3 separate regions of the Homo sapiens genome follow, and regions 2 and 3 are each linked to region 1. The links are chromatin loops, found by intact Hi-C in ENCODE. Cell type or tissue: mammary epithelial cell. All regions are shown on one strand.

Evidence for each region. A loop is a pair of places that touch in the nucleus more often than their neighbours do. Peaks named below come from ENCODE experiments on the same cell type or tissue, not always from the same donor. Only the 100,000 strongest peaks of a DNase experiment are listed, where the experiment ranks them.
Region 2: it touches region 1 in a loop (10-fold over the local background); 101 of 110 quality-filtered maps call a loop at or near these places.
Region 3: a loop joins it to region 1, with 5 times the contacts of the local background. A loop is called at or near these places in 108 of 110 quality-filtered maps.

Annotation. Positions count from the first base shown.
Region 1 is chr1:39,602,361-39,610,360 of GRCh38, forward strand. No RefSeq gene overlaps it. Among named protein-coding and RNA genes, the nearest start is that of PABPC4, 30 kb to the left of the region's middle. RefSeq lists an enhancer at 7,777-7,946. In mammary epithelial cell, CTCF peaks have their summits at 3,967 (motif pointing right) and 7,439 (motif pointing left); a DNase peak (open chromatin) is centred at 3,691; H3K27ac peaks cover 1,034 bases.
Region 2 is chr1:39,716,715-39,724,714 of GRCh38, forward strand. It overlaps the pseudogene CCDC25P1 and the pseudogene RNU7-121P. Among named protein-coding and RNA genes, the nearest start is that of PPIE, 18 kb to the right of the region's middle. In mammary epithelial cell, a CTCF peak has its summit at 3,492 (motif pointing left); a DNase peak (open chromatin) is centred at 5,957.
Region 3 is chr1:39,654,828-39,662,827 of GRCh38, forward strand. It overlaps NT5C1A (5'-nucleotidase, cytosolic IA), which reads right to left. Exons shown (of 6, transcript NM_032526.3): 5 at 6,252-6,436; 6 at 1-4,659. The coding sequence ends at 4,294. Among named protein-coding and RNA genes, the nearest start is that of NT5C1A, 13 kb to the right of the region's middle. RefSeq lists enhancers at 3,229-3,298, 3,250-3,544. In mammary epithelial cell, a CTCF peak has its summit at 3,400 (motif pointing left); no DNase peak of the experiment used is centred here.

The DNA.
Region 1 (8,000 bases):
CTTTGCAGATTGGCTTATTTATTTTTATTTTTTACTTAAGATGGAGTTTTGCTCTGTTGCCCAGGCTGGAGAGCAATGGCACGATCTCAGCTCACTGTGACCTCTGCCTCCTGGGTTCAAGCGATTCTCCTGCCTCAGCCTCCCAAGTAGCTGCAGGCGCACACCACCACGCCCAGCTAATTTTTGTATTTTTAGTAGAGACAGGGTTTCAGCATCTTGTCCAGGCTGGTCTCGAACGCCTGACCTCAGATGATCCACCCGCCTTTGCCTCCCAAAGTGCTGGGATTACAGACATAAGCCACTGTGCCCAGCCTCAGATTGCCTTCTTTCACTTAGTAACATGCATTTGTTTCCTCCATTTCTTTCTGTGGCTTGATAGCTGATTTATTTTTAGAGTTGAATTAATATTCAATTGTATGGATGTACCACAGTTTCTCCATTTACCTACTAAAGGACATCTTAGTTGCTTCTAAGTTTTGACAATTATGAATAAAACTGCTATAATCATCCATGCACAGGTTTTCTGGGCGGATATGTTTTTAACTCATTTGGTTAAATATTAAAAAGCATGACTGCTGTGTTGTATGGTAAGAGTATGTTTAGTTTTGTATTCCTTTACATTTAAAAATGTTTCATAGTTTTCTGAGAAAACATCTAGCCATCTTTTGTTATATGTATATTTTGTATATTGATCAATGCAGATCAATATGTTACATGTATATTCCTAGGTGCCTTATAATTTTTGTTGCTATTGGAAATGCATTATAAATAATACATTCTTTCTTTTTTTTTTTTTTTGAGACAGATTCTCACTCTGTCGCCAGGCTGGAGTGCAGTGGTGTGATCTCGGCTCACTGCAACCTCTGCCTTCCAGGTACAAGTGATTCTGCTGCCTCAGCCTCCCGAGTAGGTGGGACTACAGGTGTGTGCCACAACGCTCACCTAATTTTTGTATTTTTAGTAGAAACGGGGTTTCACCATGTTGGCCAAGATGGTCTTGATCTCTTGACCTCGTGATCCACCCACCTCGGCCTCCCAAAGTGCTGGGATTACAGGCGTGAGCCACCCCACCCAGCTTTTTTTTGCTTTTTTTTTTTTGAGATGGAGTCTTGCTCTGTCCCCCAGGCTGGAGTGCAGGGGAGCCATCTCGGCTCACTGCAACCTCCGCTGCCCGGGTTCAGGCGATTCTCCTGCCTCAGCCTCCTGAGTAGCTGGGATTACAGGCAAGCACCACCACACCTGGCTAATTTTTGTATTTTTAGCAGAGACAGGGTTTCTCTATGTTGGCCAGGGTGGTCTCAAACTCCTGACCTCGGTGATCCACCCACCTCAGCCTCCCAAAGTGTTGGGATTACAGGTGTGAGCCTCCAAGCCCAGCCACATTGAGAGGTGAAGCCACCTGGACTTCTGGGTTGGGTGGGGACTTGGAGAACTTTTCTGTCTTACAAGAAAATTGTAAAATGCACCAACTGGCACTCTGTAGCTAGGATTGAAAAATGCACCAATCAGCGCTCTGTGGCTAGCTAGAGGTTTGTAAAATGCGCCAATCAGCACACTGTAAAATGGACCAATCAGTGCTCTGTAAAATGAACCCATCAGCAGGACATGGGTGGGGACAAATAAGGGAATAAAAGCTGGCCACCCCCCCCCACCCCAGCCAGCCACCACAACCGGCTTGGGTCCCCTTCCAAGCTGTGGAAGCTTTGTTCTTTCACTTTTCATAATAAAACTCGCTGGTGCTTACTCTTTGGGCCCGTGCCATCTTTAAGAGCTGTAACACTCACCGGGAAGGTCCACAGCTTCATTCTTGAAGTCAGTGAGACCAAGAACCCACCAGAAGGAACCGACTCTGGACACAATATGTTCTTATTTGTTGTTACTCCAATAAGCAATTAACAAGAGTGCTGTCAGAATGTGTGGGATGATCTTGTATTCAACTAACCTGTCAAATACTCTTATCAATTCTAATGCTCTGCATGTAGATTTTTATTTTCCAAATAGAAAATGAATCATGCATATAAGAATGGTGTTACCTCTTCCTACTTCCTAAGCCTCTGATTTCTATTATATTTATTACATTAGCTAGAAATGCCCATCAAATTTTGAATAAAGGGCATTCATATTTTTAACTTTTATGGGAATGCTAGAGTTTCACCGTTGAATTTGATGTTTAGGAATTTGGCAAATATCCTTTATAGGGTTAAGGTATTATCCTACTAATCCTAATTTGCTAAGATTTGAAAAATGAATGAATTCATCAAATGATTATTTATTTAAGTGATTATATACTTTTTATCTTTTAATGTATTAAGGTTCAGAACAGGAATTCTTTCCCTGTTGTTAACCTATCCTTGCATTTTTGGCTAAACTCTACTACATATTTGCTTCTAATTTAGATGTCATATGGATTCTGTTTTATTATTTAGGATGTTTGTATCTATAACCGTAACTAAGCTTGTTCTAAAATGTTCTTACCTTTAATTGCCCTGTCGTGGGCTGATGACAAGGGCATACTAGTATTACAAAACAAGTTAGGCAGTTTTCCCTTCTTTTCCACCCAGTAAAAACAGTTTGTATAAAACAGAATGTATTAGTCAGGGCTCGGCGTGGTGGCTTACGCCTGTAATCCCAGCATTTTGGGAGGCCGAGGCGGGCAGATCATTTGAGGTCAGGAATTTGAGACCAGCCTGGCCAACGTGGTGAAACCCCATCAATACCAAAAATACAAAAATTAGTTGGGTGTGATGGCACATGCTTTTAGTCCCAGCTACTTTGGAAGCTGAGGCACGAGATTCTCTTGATCCCGGGAGGCGGAGGTTGCAGTGAGCCGAGATAGCGCCACTGGACTCCAGCCTGGGTGACAGAGCAAGAGCCTGTCTCGAAAAAAAAAAAAATGTATTAGGGCTCTCCAGAGAAACAGAACCAACAGGACTTATTTTTATTTATTTATTTTTTTTTTGAGATGGAGTCTCGCTCTGTCGCCCAGGCTGGAGTTCAGTGGCACAATCTTGGCTCACTGCAATCTCCACCTCCCGGGTTCAAGCGATTCTCTTGCCTCAGCCTCCCGAGTAGCTGGGACTACAGGCGCCTGCCACCAGGCCCAGCTAATTTTTGTATTTTTAGTAGAGACTGGGTTTCATCATATTGCCCAGGCTGGTCTTGAACTCGTGACCTTGTCATCCGCCCACCTTGGCCTCCCAAAGTGCTGGGATTACAAGCGTGAGCCACTGCACCCGGCCAGGACCCATTTATTTATTATGAGAAACTGGCTTATGTGATTATGAAGGTTGAGAAGTCCCAAGATCTGCAGTTAGCAAGCTGGAGACCCAGGAGAGCCAATGTGTGTTCCAGTCTGAAAGTCTACTGGCTTGAGATCCAAGAAAAGCCAATGTTTCAGTTCAAATCTATAGAATGGAAAAGACCCATGTCCCAGCTCATACGGTCAGGCAGGAGACATTGCCTCTTACTTGAGGGAGGGGTGGCCTTTTTGTTCTATTCAGGTCTGACTGGATGAGGGCCACCCACATGGGGGCATGCAGTTTGCTTTATTCAGTCAAGTGTTAATCCCATCCAAAAACAGCCTCACAGATACACTCACAATGTTTGACCAAATAAACCGAGCAGTCCATGACTCAGTCAAGTTGACACATAAAATGAATCACATAGTGAGAATATATTCTTTGAAGGTCTGGACAACTGAGCTGTGAGTCCCAACAAGCCTGTTATCCTTTGCTCATTTGTTTGGGTGTGGAAGTGTGGGTGACGTATTTTTCATCAGGGTAATTCCCCTGGAGCCATTCTCTCCTACAAGGGCCTACATGGGATGATCCTCCCTGGCTCCTTTGGAGAAACCCTGATCTTAGTCCTTGAAGACTAACAGCATCCAGGAGACTAAAAAACGATGGGCTGTTTTATCTGTAGAAACTACTAGCCTTTGGGCGACACCATTTGGGGAGTTTGTATTTATCATAGCAGTTATGCCGTTATTCCAACTGACCACTAGAGGGCAGTAATGGCTTATAAAACCGGATCCAGTGTGACAAAAGGGCTTTAAAGAAGCTAACGTATGGTGGATTAAAAGGTAGATTTTTGCCTGTAATCCCAGCACTTTGGGAGGCCGAGGCGGGCGGATCACGAGGTCAGGAGATCGAGACCATCCCGGCTAAAACGGTGAAACCCCGTCTCTACTAAAAATACAAAAAATTAGCCGGGCGTAGTGGCGGGCGCCTGTAGTCCCAGCTACTTGGGAGGCTGAGGCAGGAGAATGGCGTGAACCCGGGAGGCGGAGCTTGCAGTGAGCCGAGATCGAGCCAGTGCACTCCAGCCTGGGCGACAGAGCGAGACTCCGTCTCAAAAAAAAAAAAAAAAAAGGTAGATTTTTTTTTTTTTTTTTTGCCCGGGCGTGGTGACTCATGCCTGTAATCCCACCACTTTGGGAGGCCGAGGCGGGCAGATCACCTGAGCTCAGGAGTTTGAGACCAGCCTGGCTAACATGGCGAAACCTCGTCTCTATTAAAAATACAACAATTACCCAGGCATGATGGTGGGCACCTGTAATACCCAGCTACTCGGGAGACCGAGACCGGAGAACGTTTTGAACCCGGGAGGCAGAGGTTGCAGTGAGCCGAGATCACGCCCCTTCACTCCAGCCTGGGCGACAGAGCAAGACTCCGTCTCAAATGAAAAAAAAAAAAAAAAGAAAAAAAAAGGTCGATTTTTTTCCCCCTTCTCTGTCCTTAGGAACTTCAGACTTCAAGAATCTAAGAAACTTGGTCGGGCACGGTGGCTCATGCCTGTAATCCCAGCACTTTGGGAGGCCGAGGTGGGCGGATCACGAGGTCAGAAGATCGAGACCATCCTGGCTAACATGGTGAAACCCCATCTCTACTAAAAACACACAAAAAATTAGCCAGGCATGGTGGCAGGCGCCTGTACTCCCAGCTACTCGGGAGGCTGAAGCAGGAGAATGGCGTGAACCGGGAAAGCGGAAGTTGCAGTGAGCCGAGATTGCACCAACGCACTCCAGCCTGGGCCACAGAACAAGACTCCGTCTCAAAAAAAAAAAAAAAAAAAAAAAAAATCTAAGAAACTTGTTCAGGCCAGGTGTGGTGGCTCATGCTTGTAATCTTAGCACTTTGGGAGGCCGAGGTGGGAGGATTGCTTGAGCCCAGAAATTTGAGACCAGCCTGGCCAACATAGGGAGACCCCATCTCTACAAAAAAATAAAATTAGCTGGGCCTCCTGGCGCGCACACTTGTAGTCCCAGCTATTCAGGAGGCTGAGGCAGGAGGATCTCTTGAGCTCTGGAGGTGAAGGCTGCAGTGAGCCGAGATCATGCCACTGCACTCCCACTCCATCCTGGGCAACAGAGTGAGACCTTGTGTGAAAAAATAAAAATTAAAGAGAGAGAGAAAAGAAAGTTGTCCAAATCATATATTCCAGTACACAGCAAATCTGGAATGTTAACCTAGGTTTTTCTGACTCCAAATTTCATGGTTTCTGGTGTGGGTACAAATCAATTATTCTTCTTTCATTCTTTTTAAAAAAAATTTGGCCGGGCGCGGTGGCTCACGCCCGTAATCCCAGCACTTCGGGCAGTCGAAGCAGGCGGATCACGAGGTCAGGATATCAAGACCATCCTGGCTAACATGGTGAAACCCCATCTCTACTAAAAAATACAAAAAATTAGCCGGGCGTGGTGGCTGGAGCCTGTAGTCCCAGCTACTCGGGAGGCTGAGGCAGGAGAATGGCGTGAACCCGGGAGCTGGAGCTTGCAGTGAGCGGAGATCGCGCCACCGCACTCTAGCCTGGGAAACAGGACAAGACTCCGTCTCAAAAAAAAAAAAAAAAATTCATTCACTCATGGAAAGCAGCATAACAGAGTGGCTAAGAATTCAGTCTCTGGAGTCAGACCATTTGGATTAAAATTCTGGCTCTTTCACATACTAGCTAGCACCATAAGTGATCTGTGCCTCAATTGTCTGATCTGTGTATGGGGATATTAGAACTTACCTTGTAAAATTATTGCAAAAATGAAATGATACATTAAAAGTGTTTAGAACAGCTGAGTGCAGTGGCTCACGCCTGTAATCCCAGCACTCTGGGAGGCCGAGGCGGGCGGATCAGTAGGTCAGGAGATCGAGACCATCCTGGCTAACACGGTGAAACCTCGTCTCTACTAAAAATACAAAAAAATTAGCCAGGCGTGGTAGCGGGCGCCTGTAGTCCCAGCTACTCTGGCAGCTGAGGCAGGAGAATGGCATGAACCCGGGAGGTGAGCTTGCAGTGAGCCGAGATCGCGCCACTGCACTCCAGCCTGGGCGACAGGGCTAAACTCCGTCTCAAAACAAAACACAAAAAGTGTTTAGAACAGCGTATGGTCCTTAATAAGTACTTAAATTCAAGCTATTATTAACTCAACCAGTATTTCTTAAGCAACTACCCTGTTCTAGTACCACTGTTCTAGGTACTGGGGTAGCAATCATACTCGTACAGAGCTTACCTGTTGGAGCTTATATTCTAGAAAGGGAGATGGACAACAAAATAAGAAAAGTTTGTATTTTTTTCCCCATGAATATGAACGAATATGGCCAAAAATAGAGCATGGAAGAGGACTGGGAGTGCTGGTGGAGGAAGGCTTGCTACCTAAATGGGGCTGTCAGAGGCAGCTGCTCTGAGGCGACATCCAGAAAAATCCAAAGGAGGTGAGGCAGCCAGCTAGGAGGCTAAGACTCATGCGCATGCGTAGGAGCAGAATATTGCGCAAAGAGGAGTGAGGATAAGGGCTGGAGGCTGGACCACACCGGCCTTCAAGAAAGGGGAAAGGGACCATGTGATGCTAATTTTATGTCGTCTTGGCTAGGCTGTGGTGCCCATGGTTTGGACAAACAAGTCTAGCTGTTGCTACGAAGGCAAACTTTGGAATGTGATTAACATTTAATTAGTAGACTTTGAGTAAAGCAGATGACCCTCTATATGGTGGGCGGGCCACTCGGTTGAAGACCTTAAGAATAATGACTACGGTCTCCCGAGGAAGGAGGATTTCTGCCTCCAGACCGCAACATCGAAATTCGACTTGAGTTTCCAGCGTTCGCGCTTGAAAATGCAACATCAACTCTTCCTGAATTTCCAGGCTGCCAACCTGCCTGCCCTGTGGATTTCAGAGTTGCCTGTCACCTGAACATCAAATGAGCCAGTTCCTTAAAATAAATCTCTCTTCTCAGGAATGCTCTAATACTGGCCACGGTCGCAGAAGGGAGGGAAGAATGGGGCGAGGACGATGAAACAGGGCCAGCGGTGAAGTGAGGTGGGGAGCCGATGGTGAGCCTGGAGCCACTGGGAGGGCGCCGGCCTTTGCACTGGTTGGGAGTCCCTGGAGGGCTCAGAGCAGAAGGGAGACTCGGTGGCCTGCAGTGTTCAAAGCGCCCTCTGGCGGCCGGGAGGAGCGGGGGCTGCAGGGACCCGGGTGATGGGAGGGAGCCTCCGGAGGAGGCGCAGGGGCGAGGGGACCTGGTGCGGGCTTGGACCTCGGCCGTGGCGCCCACGGTGAGACACGGACACTTTCTGATGTATCCTGAAGATGGAGCGGAGAGGATGTGCGGGCACTCTGGGTGCGGGCTGTGAGAGAAGAGGTGTCAGGGTCAACTCCAGGGCTTTCGGGCTGAGTAGCTGGAAGAACAGAGTTGCCATTTCCCGAGAGCAGGAAGATTTGGGGAGGAGTCTGTCCCGGAGCCGGCCGCGGGGGCAGGAGCTGGGCTTTGGACGTGTTCGTTCTGGACGCCTCTGGGCCTTGGCTGCTGATGTCCAAGCCTGCACCCTCAGGGGCCTGGGTTGCAGATGTGAATTTGGCGGCTCTGAGCCGGGCCTCGTCCCGACCACACAGGGAGGACAGCAGAGCCTGCGCGGGACCGGGGCCTGTGCTCCTCCCTCTGCTCCTGCAGCGCGGGCCTTGTCCTCAGAATTTCTCCCAGCCGCCCTGCGCCTCCCCAGGCGGGGTCTCC
Region 2 (8,000 bases), 110 kb after region 1:
CATTTTTAAAAATCCATTTGTTTGTTGATGGACACAGAAGTTGTTTCCAAATCTTGGCTATTATGAATAGTGCTACAATAAACATGAGAGTGCAGATACCTCTTCGAAATACTGATTTCCTTTCTTTTGGGTATATTCCCATCAGTGGGATTGCTGGGTCATGTGGTAGCTCTATTTAGAGTTTTGAGGAAACTCCAAACTGTTCTCCATAGTGGTTGTACTAATTTACATTCCCACCAACAGTGTATGAGGGTTTCCCATTTCTCCACATCCTCACCAGCATTTGTTATTGCCTGACTTTTGGATAAAAGCCATTTTAATTAACTGGAGAGAGATGATATCTCATTGTAGTTTTGATTTGCATTTCTATGATGATCAGTGATGTTGACTACTCTTTCATATAAGCATTAAGGGTTTACTTTTAGGTGAGTAGTATACAAGGAAGAGCATGCCTCGTGAAGACTGACACCCAGTCCAAAGGCAAGGGTAGGCTTATAAGGGCAAAAGCCACACAGTTTCATAAGGAGAGGTGATTGGTTTAAATAAGTCTTTAGCTTGTCCTCTCAGGATTATTTGGCTGTAATGGAACTGAGCCCCAATTCCATCTGTGCTTTTTTGAATCTTTATTGACCCAGTAAGTCCACGAAGTTGAATCCAAATAAACACTTGAGGCACAAATCGCAAACACAAGAAGTTCCTCATCAGGTTAGGGTTTTTGTTTGTTTGTTTGTTATGGGTTTTTTTCTGATTCTGATCAATTTTCCCAGAAGCAGTTGCTTTGGTTCCTTCTTCTGGGACCCTAACTGATTGATTTTTGCATTTTATTACTCATCCAGGCTCAAAGTCAAGCAGGGTGTAAGTCCATCTACACATGCTCAAGGCTTAGCAAAAATTTCCTTTATCATCTCACTTTTACAGGTGGACCTGTGCCACAGAGGAATTAAGTAACCTTCCCATGGTCACATAGCTGGTAAGTCATAGAGCCAGACTTTGGTAGGTGTGGTAGGTAATTTATTTTTCATGTGAATCAATTTCCCGCTGCCATTCTAACCTTTACGTACCCCTATGGGCCAATCCTTCCTAGTCAAGCAGGTTGACTTCAGAATTAGTGCATTTAACCACTTTGCTGGACTGCTTCGAGGAGAAAAAGAGACAGAGAGGGGAAAGGAGGGAAGAAGAGAGAAGGAGGGCGTTCCTCTGTGTGTATTAAGAGCATGTACTTTAGTGGCAAATAGATGTAGGTTAAAATCCCAGATATGGGTGAATTGAGCGCTGCTGGTGGGCAGTAGAGTCACTGCACCACCGCCGGGACCATGGTGTTCTACTTCACCAGCAGCAGCATTAATTCATCCCAGTACACTATTTACATGGGAAAGGATAAATATGAAAATGAAGATCTGATCAAGCACGGCTGGCCTGAAAATATCTGGGAGAGAACATAGAAGACATTCCAAAGGAAGTGCTGATGGACTGTGCCCACCTTGTGAAAGCCAGTAGCATTCAAGGCTGCAAGATGAACGTTAATGTGGTATATACGCCGCAGTCTAACCTGAAGAAAACAGCTGACATGGATGTGGGGCACATAGGTTTTCACAGGCAGAAGGATGTAAAAATTGTGACATGGGAGAAAAAAGTAAATGAGATCCTGAACTGATTAGAAAAGACCAAAGTGGAGTGGTTCCCAGACCTAGCAGCAGAGAAAGAATGCAGAGATCGTGAAGAGAGGAATGAGAAAACAGCCCAAATTCAGGAAATGAAAAGGAGAGAAAAAGAAGAAATGAAGAAGAGGGAAATGGATGAACTTAGGAGCTATTTACCACTAATGAAAGTTGAAAATATGTCTTCAAATCAGGATGGCAATGATTCAACTGAATCCATGTAAAAGGAGAAAAGGACCTTTGAAAGATGTGAATGTAGAGACAATTGCAGACCTTTTGGTTTCATCTGTATTCTGAAGTATAAAATACAACCAAAATTCTACCTTCATCCTACCCAGAAATTATTGATTTTGGAGTTTTAAAAAAATTGTACCTTTTTTGTTGACAGAAAAGGATCAGATATGTATAAAATAGTTGAACTTGACAGCATATAACTTAAAGCAAAAATGTTTTTGCCAGAACATGTCTTGGTACTTTGTGAAAGCTGGCTGCCCTTGTTCTTGAGATTGACTTTAAAATGAACCACTCTGAAAAGTACTTCTGTTGCTGTGATCTATCCCTGAAAACAGATGTCTTGAAACACTTTTCATATTCTTAAAATAATCTTCACTTCTGTTAAGAAGAACATGTTGGTGGGTAATTATGCGAATGTTTCCCTGTCCCTGATTTCCAGATTAGAAAAAAGGGCATATGGGTTTTGAAAAAGAGATTTTCAGAAGATTGTCAGCTTCAGTATTCACGTTCCATCGTGTCATCTGGGTCTGTTAGTGTAGTGACCCACAGCACAGTCTGTCCCAGCTTTTACGTCCTTGCTTCTTCTGAGCAGGGCCTCCTCCATCTTAGTATCATCATATTTAAAGAAATTGATGGTGTTCATCAAGGTGGGGCCTGTGGCAGTTGTTGCCTGAGCACCAAGTAACCCAAGCCACCTATGCAACAACTTCTGGGCTCTGGAGTAATTTCTCAGCATTGAGGGTAAAATAGGAAGGAATGCTCTGTTGATCATTTGGCAGATGTAGGTTACCTGATTTGTGCCTTGGGATGCAGCATGAAGCAGAAGTCCATATTGCAATTATGATTTTAGAAGGAAATAAGCGTTTCACTAGCCAGCCAAGTAATTATATTCTTTACCTTGAAATCATATTTGAGTTGTGGCCCCAGAGTTCAATTTCTCATTGTAGATTCAGTAACTTACTATATAACATTACTTCTCACTTGAACCACTCACTATCTGTTGTGATTCTGAGCAGAAGATGTCTTTTGATTGCAGTATGTAAGGGAACCCCTGTAGAAGGAGACAAAACAAGAAGAAAGAGAACAAAGCCTGCAGGACCAGAGGCATACAGGTGGACATTTTACTCACACCCACAGCAGCAAGAATGACCTCCTGCAGCAGATATTCCACCTGTAATAGCGCTTTGGAATTCTGGGCAAAACCAAAAGGCTAGTGTTTCCAAATATTCCATGTTGGTGTATGGGGTTGAACTGGAAAATTCCCTGAGGCATGATTCATTGGCCAAATTTTGATAGGGTATAGAAGATGACTTTAGAGATGAGTGGTTTTGTGTACGTGTCTAATGATATTCAGCTTGACGTTCTGCAATTTTAAAAGTTATAATAAAGTATAATTTTTTATCTGAAAAAAAATCCCAGATCTGCTTTTTGCTATTTACAAGTTATGTGAACTAAGAAAATTATTTAGATTTTCTAAGGCTCAGTCTCTTCATCTGTAAAAATGAGAAAAAAAAAAAAAGTACATAACCTAAAAGGGCAGTTTATTCTAGATGGTTTTTTAAAACAGCATACCAATTTATGATCCATGACTGCCCCCTAGAGGTAAAATTAAAATACTGCTCCATAATTGTGCTAAATATAATCCCGGAAAGAAGGTACAGACTACAGCTGTGATTATAGGTTCAAGTTGACAGCAAGACTCATGAGACAGAAATAAATTGTAACCTAGAATACAAGGCAGAAGATATGGCAGATGCTACATCTTTATCTCACCAGGTGGCCCAGCAGCTACCGAAGTACACATGTCCTGTTGTCATTCATCCACAGGGCAATTACAGCTGCCACGGGCTAGCCAAGGTGTGCAGCGATCACTTTGACTCATAGAACCTAAAGCCTTAGTCAGGCGCAGTGGCTCATACCTGTAATCCCAGCACTTTGGGAGGCTGAGGCAGGAGGATCTCTTGGGCCTAGTCTGAGACCAGCCTGGGTCTCAGGCAAGGCCCTGTCTCTTTAAATAAATAAATAAATAAATAAATAAATAAATAAGTAAGTAAGTAAATAACCTGAAACCTCTATTTCTCACCAATATTTCCTGCCATTCCCAGTTGCATACGCTCATGACCTGTATGCTCACTGACAATGCCTCCAGACCCATGCGCAGTTCCACACAATTGTGTAGTCAGCATACACAACATCCCCTGTTTATGTTAACTCTGCAGTTTCCAAGGAAACAGTATTGTGGAAGACCAAGGTCAGTGTCAGGCAGGCTTGCATCAGCCCCAGCCTGATATTAATTTTCCCTTTACTCACAGAAGCATAATTTAACATTAAGAAATGTTTCCCTGTGATTTGCCAATTAAGTGATAAAGGAGAAAAATCATACAATCCTCTCAAAAATGCAAAAAACATCATTCAACAAAACTAAATGTGGATTCATAATTTTTAAAAAACCCTTAACAAATTAGGAATAGAAGGGAACTTTTTCAACCTGTTAAAGGGTATCTACCCCAAACATAAACTTTATGCTTGAAAGTTTGGAAGCATTTCCATTAAGTCAGGAACAAGATTGCTATCAGCACTATTATTCACCATTATACTGGAGCTCCTAGCCAATGTAATAAGAGAAATAAACAAGAAGTGTTAACATAGAAAAACAGAACACTATCCATATTTGCAGGTGATATTACAGTCAATGAGAAAATCCAAGAGAATATAGAGAAAAACTATTTAAACCAATAAGAGTATTAGGCATAAAATATACCATTCCCAGGGTTGATAACAACTCTAAGGCATCTAGGACTATATCTCATAAAGGATATACTAGACCTTCATAGAGGACAATACAAAATGTTTTTAAATATATAAAAAGAATATGAATAAAATAATAAATGGAGAGATATTGATGGGAATACTTACTATTATAAAGGTATCACTTCTCTCCCAAAATAAACCTACAAATTAAATTCATTCCAATACAAACTCAGCAGGATTTTTTGTTGTAACTGGATTAACAGGTCCTAAAGTTCATATGAAAGAGTAAATGTCCATGAACATGCAAGATACTTCTGAAAAAAAGAATAAAATACCAGATATAACAAATGAATGTTAAACTACAGAAATTAAATAGAGTACAGTCAATTCAGACCAACCTAAAGGGGTAGAGAGCCCAGATACAGTCCAAACACATTGGTCTTTTAATCACCTACAAAGCCTCACATGATCTGACCTCATCTCTCCAGCCACTTGCCTCAGCTCACTCCACTTCAGCCACACTGGCCTTGCTATTCCTTGAACTTGCCAGGCCAGGCCAGTGTGGGCTCTTGACACTGACTTTTCCCTCTGTCTGGAATACTGTTTATACAGATAATTCCCTTACCTACTTCTGGTCTGCATTCCCATATAACCTTCTCAATGAGACCCACCCTGACTTCTCCATTTAGAATCATCACTCATGTCCCTAACTCAGATCCTTCTTGCCCTTCTCTACTTTTTCTCCACCCCTCACAGAACTTATCACCTTCTAACACTCCAAATAATTTACTTATTGTGCTCATTGTTTTTAAAAATCCATCTGCCCCTGCTAGAATGTAAGCCCCACAAGGGTATAGATCTCTGTTTTGTTAGATCTCAAGTACTTTAACAGTTCCTGGCATATAGTAGGCACTCAATAAATACCAGTGGAATAAATCAATGGAACAAGGGCATTTCCAGTAGTAATAAATGCTATAAAGCAAATAACACAGGGGCATGTGACAGAATAACTGGGGCAGGCTTCTATAAATTGATTAATCAGGGAAGAACTCTCTGACTGAGTGACTTGTAGTGGTAGGCTGGCAAATATTTAGCAACTGACTCCAAAACAAAAGCCCTGATTTATAGCTTTTGCCTATTTCCATGGTGTAAATATTCCCACCATGGCCAATTCGAAGTTACTGGCATAACATAACTGAATAGGGAGTTGGAAAGAGATGCACACACCTGGCTCTCACAAGCCAATGCAAGCCAGCTCCAACACACCACTGCACTTGTATGGAATGGGAGAGCTCCATACAGGATTCTTGAGTGAATCACTAGAATGTAAACTCGATGAGAATGGGATTTCCTGTGTCCTCAGCACCTAGAATATTTCCTGGTGTATTACATTTGCTTAGTAAATACTTCTTGAATGACTGAATGACTGAATACATACATAAGTGTAGGAATTTCTTCATTCACTTTTACCCAAGTGAGTACCTAGCTTATTTGCCACCTGGAATGGATAATTTTTTTACTGTCCCTCTTTTTCATATGACAAAATCATTTTCAGTAAAATCATGAAATAAAATGAATAATAATAAGAATAGGCTGGGCATGGTGGCTCACACCTATAATCCCAGCACTTTTGGAGGCCGAGGCGGGTGGATCACCTGAGGTCAGGGGTTCAAGACCAGCCTGGCCAACATGGTGAAACCCCGTCTCTACTAAAAATACAAAAATTAGCTGGGGGTGGTGGCGGGCGCCTGTAATCCCAGCTACTCAGTAGGCTGAGGCAGGAGAATCACTTGAACCTGGGAGGCGGAGGTTGCAGTGAGCCGAGATCGTGCCATTGCACTCCAACCTGGGCGACAAGAGTGAAACCGTGTCTCAAAAAAATAATAATAATAGTAATAATAAGTCCCAGAAATTAAAAAGCAGATAGTAAGAACTTTTGTCTATATAAATAAATAAATGCCAATATAAATGAATATTACAATACAAAAAGGAAAAGAGTAATTAATGAATAATTTTAATTACCTTAATGTGTTTTTTGAAAAAAGGAAAAAACCTACTTATTTTGTTCTGTAATGGTAATTAATATTACAATTATGATTTTTGAGCCTTAACTTCTGCAAATTTGTCAATGACTGTGTCTAAATTTATCTTTTTTGCAGCCTTATGTTCAATAGACAGTACAGACAGATTTTTCTTTTTCTTTTTGTGGGGGATTTTCTAGTAAAAAATGGAAAACCTGCTAGACAAATTCTTAAAAAGCTATAACACAGATAAATTTTTCTATCTTCACTCAGAGTTGATTGAAAAACCCATTTTATTAATTTCAAATTTAAAAAGGTTGTTTCACATGAAGCAACATACATACAAATACTTAGGAAAAGTCTTAAACATAGGAAAATTTGTCAAAGACTCGTAAAAACCCCATCTCACAAATTCCAGAGATTAAAATTCTGTCCATGTATTTATTCATTGGAACTTATTCAAGTAACTTTCAAATGTCTCCTCAGTTAAAAAAATTCCATTAAAATATATTTACCAGAAAATTTATCAAGTATTTATGTCATATTTGGTTCAAATAAAAGGGTTTCACTTCTCCTGCAAAAATCAGAAGTTTGCTAAATCATGATGAACATTAACATTATTTGATCCATTTGTTTAGAATGAGTGTCCAGACCTCTGTGAAAACAATTTAGTCGTAAAAACATTATCATTTTTATTTCTTCTGGTAGTGTAAGACCGACATCTTTTTTTATTATTATTTTTGAGACAGAGTCTCGCTCTGTTGCCCAGGCTGGAGTGCAGTGGCATGATCTCAGCAACTCAACCCAGGAGGCTGAGAGTGCAACCTCTGCCTCCTGGGTTCAAGTGATTCTCCCACTTCAGCCTCCTGAGTAGCTGGTACTACAGGTGTGCACCACCACGCCTGGCTAATTTTTGTATTTTCAGTAGAGATGGAGTTTCACCATGTTGGCTGGCTCTTCTTGAACTCCTGGCCTCAAATGATCCATCCGCCTTGGCCTCCCATGGTGATGGGATTACAGGCGTGAGCAGCATCTTTTGTTGTTTCTCTCAGTATTCCTCTTTGGGCTTCTTTTTTCTATGCAAATATCCATTTCCTTGCCTTTTATTGTTCCATAATTAATGCCCACCTCCATAATTTTGTATAGCAGTTGAAAGTTATTAATTTTTAAACAGCTTTATTGAGTTGTAATTTACCTATCATGAAGGGCATCCATTGTAAATGTATAATTCAATGATCTTTAGTAACTCTATAAATCACAATCCAGCTTTAGAACATTTTCATCATCTCAAAAAGTTTACTTGTTCCTGTTTGTAGTTAGTCCCTGCTCCCACCGC
Region 3 (8,000 bases), 52 kb after region 1:
ATTTTTGGCTTGCAGCCTCTGTTGCAACAATTCAACTCTGCTGTTGCAGTGTGAAATCAGCCATAAACATATGTAAACAAATGGGCATGGCTATGTTCTAATCAAAGTTTCTTTTATCTTTTTTTTTTTCTTTGAGACGGAGTCTCACCCTGATGCCAGGCTGGAGTGCAGTGGCGTGATCTCGGTTCACTGCAACCTCCGCCTTCCGGGTTCAAGTGATCCTCCTGCCTCAGCCTCCCGAGTAGCTGGGACTACAGGCGTGCACCACCACGCCCAGCTAATTTTTGTATTTTTAGTAGAGACGGGGTTTCATCATGTTGGGCAGGATGGTCTCGATCTCCTGACCTTGTGATCCACCCGCCTTGGCCTCCCAAAGTGCTGGGATTACAGGCATGAGCCACTGTGCCTGGCCCCAGTCAAAGTTTCTTTACAAAAACAGGTGATGGGTCAGATTTGGCCCGTGGGCCCAGAGTTTGCCAAACTCTGCATTAGCCCAAAACAGGGGCCTTCACACTGGGTTTCTCAAAACTTGGGATTGTTTGGAAGTGCTTCTGGGGGTTCACAAACGTTTGGCTCTAATTTAAATTATTTGTAGGTGTTTAGGAAGCTATAATAAAAGCATGCACTCAAATGTATTCCAGCATTTCACCATGCAGGAAATCAACATATTAACTGTCAGGTAAGTAAACTCCTTTAGTGAAGACCTCAGAATGGAGCTTCTCTGGCTATCTCCATGCATATGTATGAGCAGTATGACAAAATGGTTGAAAACCTGGGTCCTAGAATCAGATGGACATGAGTTTGAGTCCCAGCACTGCCACTTACTAGCTCTATGGCTTTGGACAAGTTACTTTGCCTCCCTAAACCAGCATGGCCAGGACACCACAAAACAGAGTAGACACTGGCCATAGTGCCGCTGCAGCCTCCTAGAGGCTGCATTGTGGGAAAATGGAGCGCTCACAGTGGAAAGGTCAGCTGAGGCCACGAGGAGACATTCAGGGGACTCAGCGCAGCATTATCTACCAACTGCTATGGAGGTATTTCAAGTTTTAGTCATCAGTTTGGCTGTACTGGTGCACACCAATTGAGTGTCATTATAATGCCAAATCCATCTTGGCTTTGAACTTCTTGCTAGTTTCTATTTTTTTCTGGCACATTCTGATATATCCCCACTACTCTGATTGGGCTCTCAGATAGGAGAGGGGGATGTTTTGCAACTGGCTGAGCAGTCTCAGTGCTTAGTAACAGGGCTTCCATTTTTCTGCTAAGCAGCAGTCCCATTGGCTCTGGGATTTTGCTGGCAGGCATCTCCTGGAACCAGTGTTCTGCAGGGCTTGTTGGGGAAGTGGTGCTCTCAGCTAAAGGGGTCCAGTGTTTCAGAAGCCGTGGCTGCTCCACCTCAGTGCTGCATTCCCTGGTTAGGCCTGGGACTTTGGTGTTCACCTGGCTTTTTAATTTACTGGTGAACAACACTCAATGTTCCTCATCCCTGGGCACCTCCTCACCTCTAAGACAATCAGAAGGCCCGTGTAACTGCTGCCTAAGACTGCCCCTCAGATTTCTGGCTTTTTATTCCAGTGACTGAAAGCTTTTTTCCAGGCCTGAGATGCTCATTTGTGATTTCAATAATAGAATTTAGACTCTTAGTGTTTCTCCATTGCCCAGGGCTGTCTGTGTCTATTAATGATGGCTCCAGTGAAATCCATGGCTTTTACTGCACCTTATCTTTCTGCTTCCAGCATCATATTTTCCTGCTTCCTGAGAGACATGGAATCATCAGTGGTGTTCATCACCAGGCCCTGGGGGCAAGACCACACAGGTCCCAGAATCCCTGCAGTTTTTCTTAATTAGGTGACATCTGGTGCCGTCCCCAGTGCACAGGTCCACCCTGGTCAGTCAGCCTGTTGCCATGCTGTGAGCCTGGGCTGTGCCCGGCCTTGTAGGCTTCTTGCAGTCACTGGTTCTGTGAGCCTTGGAGGCTCTTCCACGGGGGTGATTCTGACCCCTGGGAGTGAGAAGGAGAGGGCCTTTCTGCAGTTCAGCCAAGAATAAAGGAGACTCAGGGCTGAGCTCCCTCCTTCACTTCTTTTTTGTTTCCTTGAGGTTGTTCTTGGCCCTCACAGTACCTCTGTCTAGGCTTGGAGCTCTGGAAGTAGACACAACCCGGGTCTTCTGCCCCAAGGCCTCCTCTGTTAGCCAGAAGGATCCTGGCTGTGCAGTGGAAATGACCTCGTGCAAAGACATTATCATATGCCCTTCCAGGGGCAATAATGCCAGTGTCCCCTGATAAAGCAGTCACTGTGGGTATCTGTCCCAGTCACTCCACACAGCCATACCCTTCCTCCCTGGGACCAGCCTCATGGAGACCTCTGACAATGACAGTAAAAACTCAGCCCAGCCTTTCTCTTCTGGCCCAAATCGTTGCTCATTTGAGAACCGTCTCTGCCTTCTCACTTTGTTCTCCTTCCTGGAATATCTTTCTGCATCTCTTACCCTGCCCCACACTGCACAGAACCTGTGCCCTTTCAGACCCTGAGCTGAGTCCCCAGAAGGACAAAGATCAAAAACCCCAGGGTGTTCTCTTCCCCTATTTCCTACCACCACATCTCCAGGCTTCTGCCCCTCTCATGATACTTTTGGTTTTCTTTACAAAGTGCTTGCTCATGACTAGGATTCCTCCTAGAAGCCTGGCAATCAGTCCACACACAGATGTCTGCTCACCCCTTCTGTCTCCCTGGGGACCAGCCATTGGTGCTTCCACCCTCCCTCTGGAGAGAGCCAGGGATGCTCAGCAAAGGAGGAGGCTGACTCATCAAGCGGTGAGAGTTCTCCTCTGAAAGTGGTGAAGAAGGGGCCGCAGGGGCTCTTGCAAATGTGGAGGATCCGCTGATGCATTTCATGGGGAGGTTATCTCATCCTGGAAGCCCTTGCTCAGCATCCACTGATGGAGAGCTCATTACCTCCAAAGGCAGCTCTGACTGGCTTTCCACTAACAATCCCATAGCTGGAGAATTTTGCTAGTGCACATTTCAGCTCCTTCCTCTCCAAGCATCACTGTCTCAGTACCTTCTGTCTCACACCAGACCTCCTGACACTTCCCACTTCACCCCAGGCAGCACCTCACCCTGGGGCTCAGCCTGGACAACCGCCTACCTCAGCCACTGCACTTTCTTCCCCTAGAATTGAGGCCACAACAGTAGACACCCATGCTCTGTCCCGTTCCCCACCAGCAGAGCTGCTCAACAGGATGCAATAACTGGAGGAATGAGGGTGGTGGAAGTGAGGGTCTTGGCAGGCAAGAGCAACTGAACTTCGGCTCAAAGCAAGAGCAAAGGAAACACTGAGCAGGCAGCTACTAATGCTTCTCCCGGGAAGAGCCTGCAGTGCCCCCTGCTGGCTGGAGGAGAGTTTGTATGCGTGTCCAATTCACTCCCCTTGCTTCCTGGGCTGAGCCCTGATGACCATTCAGGTTAGAGAATCACATGAGCAGATAGGTCATCTTGTCCAGTGGTTTCAAAATGTGTAAAATTATAGATAGAGTTGCTGGGGGCGATTTTGCATTTTGTCCATTTGAGAAAGGCCTCTGAGCTGAGGGGACACATGGGGGCTGAAATCCAGCCTCTATCCTGCTAACTAAGCTGTGTACCCCACTATGGGACTGGGTCAGGCCAGAGGAAGGGATGTCTTTTTGTTCTTCATTCACCTAGACAGTGTCCTTTTGTAATTTGCACAAAGGTGCCATACATACCAGCAGCAGCACTGACACAGAATGCTTCCTTCTAAGAGGGCGATCTTAAAGAACCAAGCTTCTTTGGCTAAAAGGGAGCTTGAAAACTGCCCAAAAGATGGGGAAACTGGGGGCCATGAAGGGGAGGGATTACTCAAAGTCATGCAGTTAATACCAGGACAGAGCTTAGAAGCCAGATCCACTCTCTCCCATAGCAGTGTTGTTTACACCACATTGAGCTAGTTTTCATCCTAAGTCACTATTGAGAAATCCTGGCTTCTCTGACCCTCCCCCTCTCAGACCCATTAACTTCCCCCCTGAAATCCAGCTACTCTGCACAGTCCTACTCTCCTACTCAGGATCATGGCACAGAATTTGCCCCAAAGGAGGGATGTTGAGAATGCCAGACCCGTCTGCATAATTTCCTACAAGTACATCACTCATAGGGATGAGGGCAGACAGGCAGAAGGACAGAACAGTGAGAAACTAGAGGGATCTACCAGAGGAGGTGTCGAAGTATGTCAGGGAGCCTGGAGCAATGTGGATCAGTAAAGCCGGTGGTTCAGCTACTGTGCAGATGGGGCCTGCTTTGCAGGTGCAGTCCGCCGGGGTGTCTGTGCCACACCATAAGGCACATGGGCGGCCACAGTGCCCATCTCCTGAGCCCCAGCCACATGGAACATCTGGTCATCAAAGAAGATGTGTGGGCGGATCTTCTCAAGGAGAGGGCCCTTGGGCGCTCCAGCAAGGAACAAGGCTTCATCTGTCTCCAGGCCCCAGCTGCGCAGGGTCTTGAGAGCCCGGGCCCCGGAACTGGCTGCACTGCGTGCTGTCACCAAGTAGGTACGAATTGGGCACTCCAGCCGCAGGCCTTTGGAGTAGAACTTCTTCTGCAACCTACCCAGTGCCTCCAGAAAGCCCTTTAAGGGGCCCTATGAGAAGGCAAGGGGAACATTGTTAGCTCTACCACCTCCTAAATATTTGCCCCCTGCTCTCCCTAAAGCACTAGTGTCTTGTTTGGTGTGGAAAACTTCAGGATCCCTAAATCTTTCAGTTAGCTCTGCTTATGCCTGCTTAGGCTACTGTGTGCACCAGCGCGGCTCTAGTCAGGGGATCTGTGTTATTGTATATTGGTGCTGGGTCAGGATAACTATCAGGGCAACTGTTGATATGTATCATCCATCCATATGCCCATCAAGGTATACAGATGTCTGTCCTGAAGGTCTGTAACTGTGGCCTTCGATGCCCATCAACAGGGGGGATATTAAAACCATTTAGTAACTATGGCATGGGCGCCCTCCAATCAGAATGGACTCCAGCTATAAACAGCTGGAGAAGATGGACCAATGTGTAAGTGTTGAGTATCAACCGTGCCCATCTGGCACCCAGGTGGCTCAGGGTGTCATCCTCAAGCACTCTAGGGTCAAGGACAATTTATTCTCTACAGTGCCCAGAACAATGAAGCTTCCTGAGGATGTGAGAATAAAAAAACAGACAACGATGAAGAAAACTGCTTATTTCCAAAGCAGCTAGAAATAAACAAAAGTGGGCTCCTCGTCTTGGAGACCTCTCGCTTGCTAGGTAAACTGGAATAAGCAGTGGTCTCCTGGGCCTCTGCTTACCACTTAGTAGGAAAACTCTCCTGCCCTGGATTCCCAAGGATTTCAGAGGCAACTCGCAAGAACAGACATGAACTGAATATTTAGGAGCCACAGCGGAAGCCTGCTGAGCTCTTGGAGAGGGGCTCTGAGATTATTGAGCTCCCGGGTTTTTGTTAAAAGCTCAAATAAGAGCTCCCAGCAGAGCTGGAGAATCCCAACAGCCCCAACTCCAGGGAATTTCCACCAAGCTCTAGGGTATATTCTGTTCTGAGAGACACTGAGCAGTTTGAGGGTGAGTGAGGGTCCCTGTGCCCCCAGCCAAGGGATGGATGGCAGGAGATGTCCCAAAGCAAATGGTCTGCCCCAGATGTCACACCCAGCTGGATCTCCCTACCCCAATGAGGCGCCCCAGTCCAGCAATTCCTTTCCTCCTGTTTCCAGTGAGGGAAACAGGCTTCTTAAGAGGGTGGGCATGGTCTCAGAGGGGCGGGGGATCTCAGGGAGGAAGTGAGGGTTCCAGAGAGAGAATGGGAGCTTCAGAGAGACAGGATGAGGCCTTCAGAGCAGGGCAGGGACTTCAGAGAAGAGGTGGGGACATAGAGAATGGGGACGTCAGGGAGGGAAAGGAGACCTCAGAAATGGGGATTTGAGCTGCAGAGGGGGGATGGGCTTAGAGAGAGGCTTAGATAGAGAATGGAGGCTTCAAAGGAGGGTTGGGACTTCAGTGAGGGGATGTGGGCTCAACAAAGCAGGTGGAAGCTCATTGATGGGGGGTCAGTGGTCAAGTGAGAGGGTCGAGGGGACCAGGCTGGAATCTGGGCTGAGCCTGGGGTTTGTTTGCTTCCAGGCTGGGAGTGCAGGCCAAGGGCAGGTCTGGGGAGCTGCCTTGTTCCTCTCAGGGGTTCTGGGTCTATGGGGAGCACCTGAGCCAGAGGTTTGTTCTCGTGGGCCTTCTCATGCTCGAAGAATCGGTCCAGCCCGTGGGCCTTGACGATGCGCTCCGACTCGTCCGAGAAGAGCACGGCGTCCCCATCGAAGGCCACGCGCAGCTGACTCTGGGACACAACCACATCCCTGCTGGGGCTGAAGATGGTGGCAGCTGCGATCCCTAGGCAGAGAGAGGCAAGCATTGTCTGCCTTCAGGCTGGGCAGTAGGGCTAGAGTGGGCTATCTTAGGCTATCCTTGCCCCACCTGCCTCATACAGGACTCAGGGCAAGGCTGATGAAAACTAATATTTAAAACTTGTAAAAACTGGTAGTGCATGGATCCTGGCCAAGAAGAGGGCAGTAGCAGTGGCTCTGAAGGAGATCTCTAGGGCCCTTGCCTTGCCAGGTTACCCTGTTGGTTATTGCTTTGTGGAAAAGTCTGGGAGGAGTCCCAGGGGGCAGGAGGGCACTCAGGACTCAGGGCAGGAAATATTTACCAACCAGGGTGAAGGAAATTTCAATACTTTAATACCTAGTAAGATCATGCTGCTGTGGACCAGCCAAACATGAGTCCCATCGGCCACTGCCTTCGTGCCAGGGGTGCCTCACAGCCCCTGATGTAGACCGACAGTGGGGCTGGGAAGGAGCCCCAACTCTGGGTTGGCCTCAGTCACTCCCTCACCATTGGTTCTAGCAAGTCACTCACCTTCTCTGGACCACTGTAAAATTAAGGGCCTCTCAGCTCTGGGGCTGAGACCACAGGCTGCAATCGGGTGAGGTGAGTACGTGCACCCTCAGTCTACAGCCACAATGACACCCAGGTATGCCCTGCTGGCGGCTGGCTGTTCAGGGTTCCAAAAAACAACCTAAGTGGCCCTGGGAGACAGCACAAGTGATGGCTAGTTGTGTGCACAGACTGCAACCCTGGGCTCCTCCAGGGGTCCAAGGATGCCTCTCAGGGGTTCAGGCTCCAGGCTAGAGCTGCACTAGATGGCAGAGAGCCAGTGCTGGGAGGCTGGAGACCTGGGCAACTGGCCGAGCTCATTCCCTAGTCTCCATCTCTTCAAAGACCACTTCAGCCCAACTCTTTGAAAACTGAGGATCACAGAGGCTGGGCTTAGGTGAGCTTTGGGAGGAGTGAGCAGTGCTACCTGCACACAACTTCACTAGCCTGAGGATACTACAAGCAGGGCCAGTGCCAGGCATCAAGCCAGGTACCCTCTCAGCTCTGCCAGCACTGGAATCAAGATGACCCAGAACCACCCCTACCCTCAACAGGGCCTCCCCGTGGACCATTCTCCTGCTCCCTAGCCTGAGGTCAAGTTACAAACACACAGAGGCACACCTACATGCCAGTGCCAAGGCCCCAACCAGAGGGTGTGACATCTGTCTAGGGAAATGGCTCCTGGTTCCTGGTTAAAGAAAGCCTCTAGGAGCTCCCAAGCAGCTCAGGAGAGTGAGTTATCAGGGGGAGAGGGGCCAGGCTTCCAGGCAGGAGACAACATGAAAGAGGAAGAGAAAAGTGAATATATTGTTGGTTGATAAAGAAACTTGCCACTAGTGTTCAGCCTAAGGAACCCTCTCAGGTACCTGGCCAGTCCTTGCTCCTCTATGGGCCTGTTTATCTCATGTGCAATAGGATACGCACCTCGTTGGGAGGACTGAGACTATGGATACCACCCAAAACTGCCCCTCGAAAGACACACATAGAGGGACATTCTCTTTGTCAGTACTTGCATCTGGGT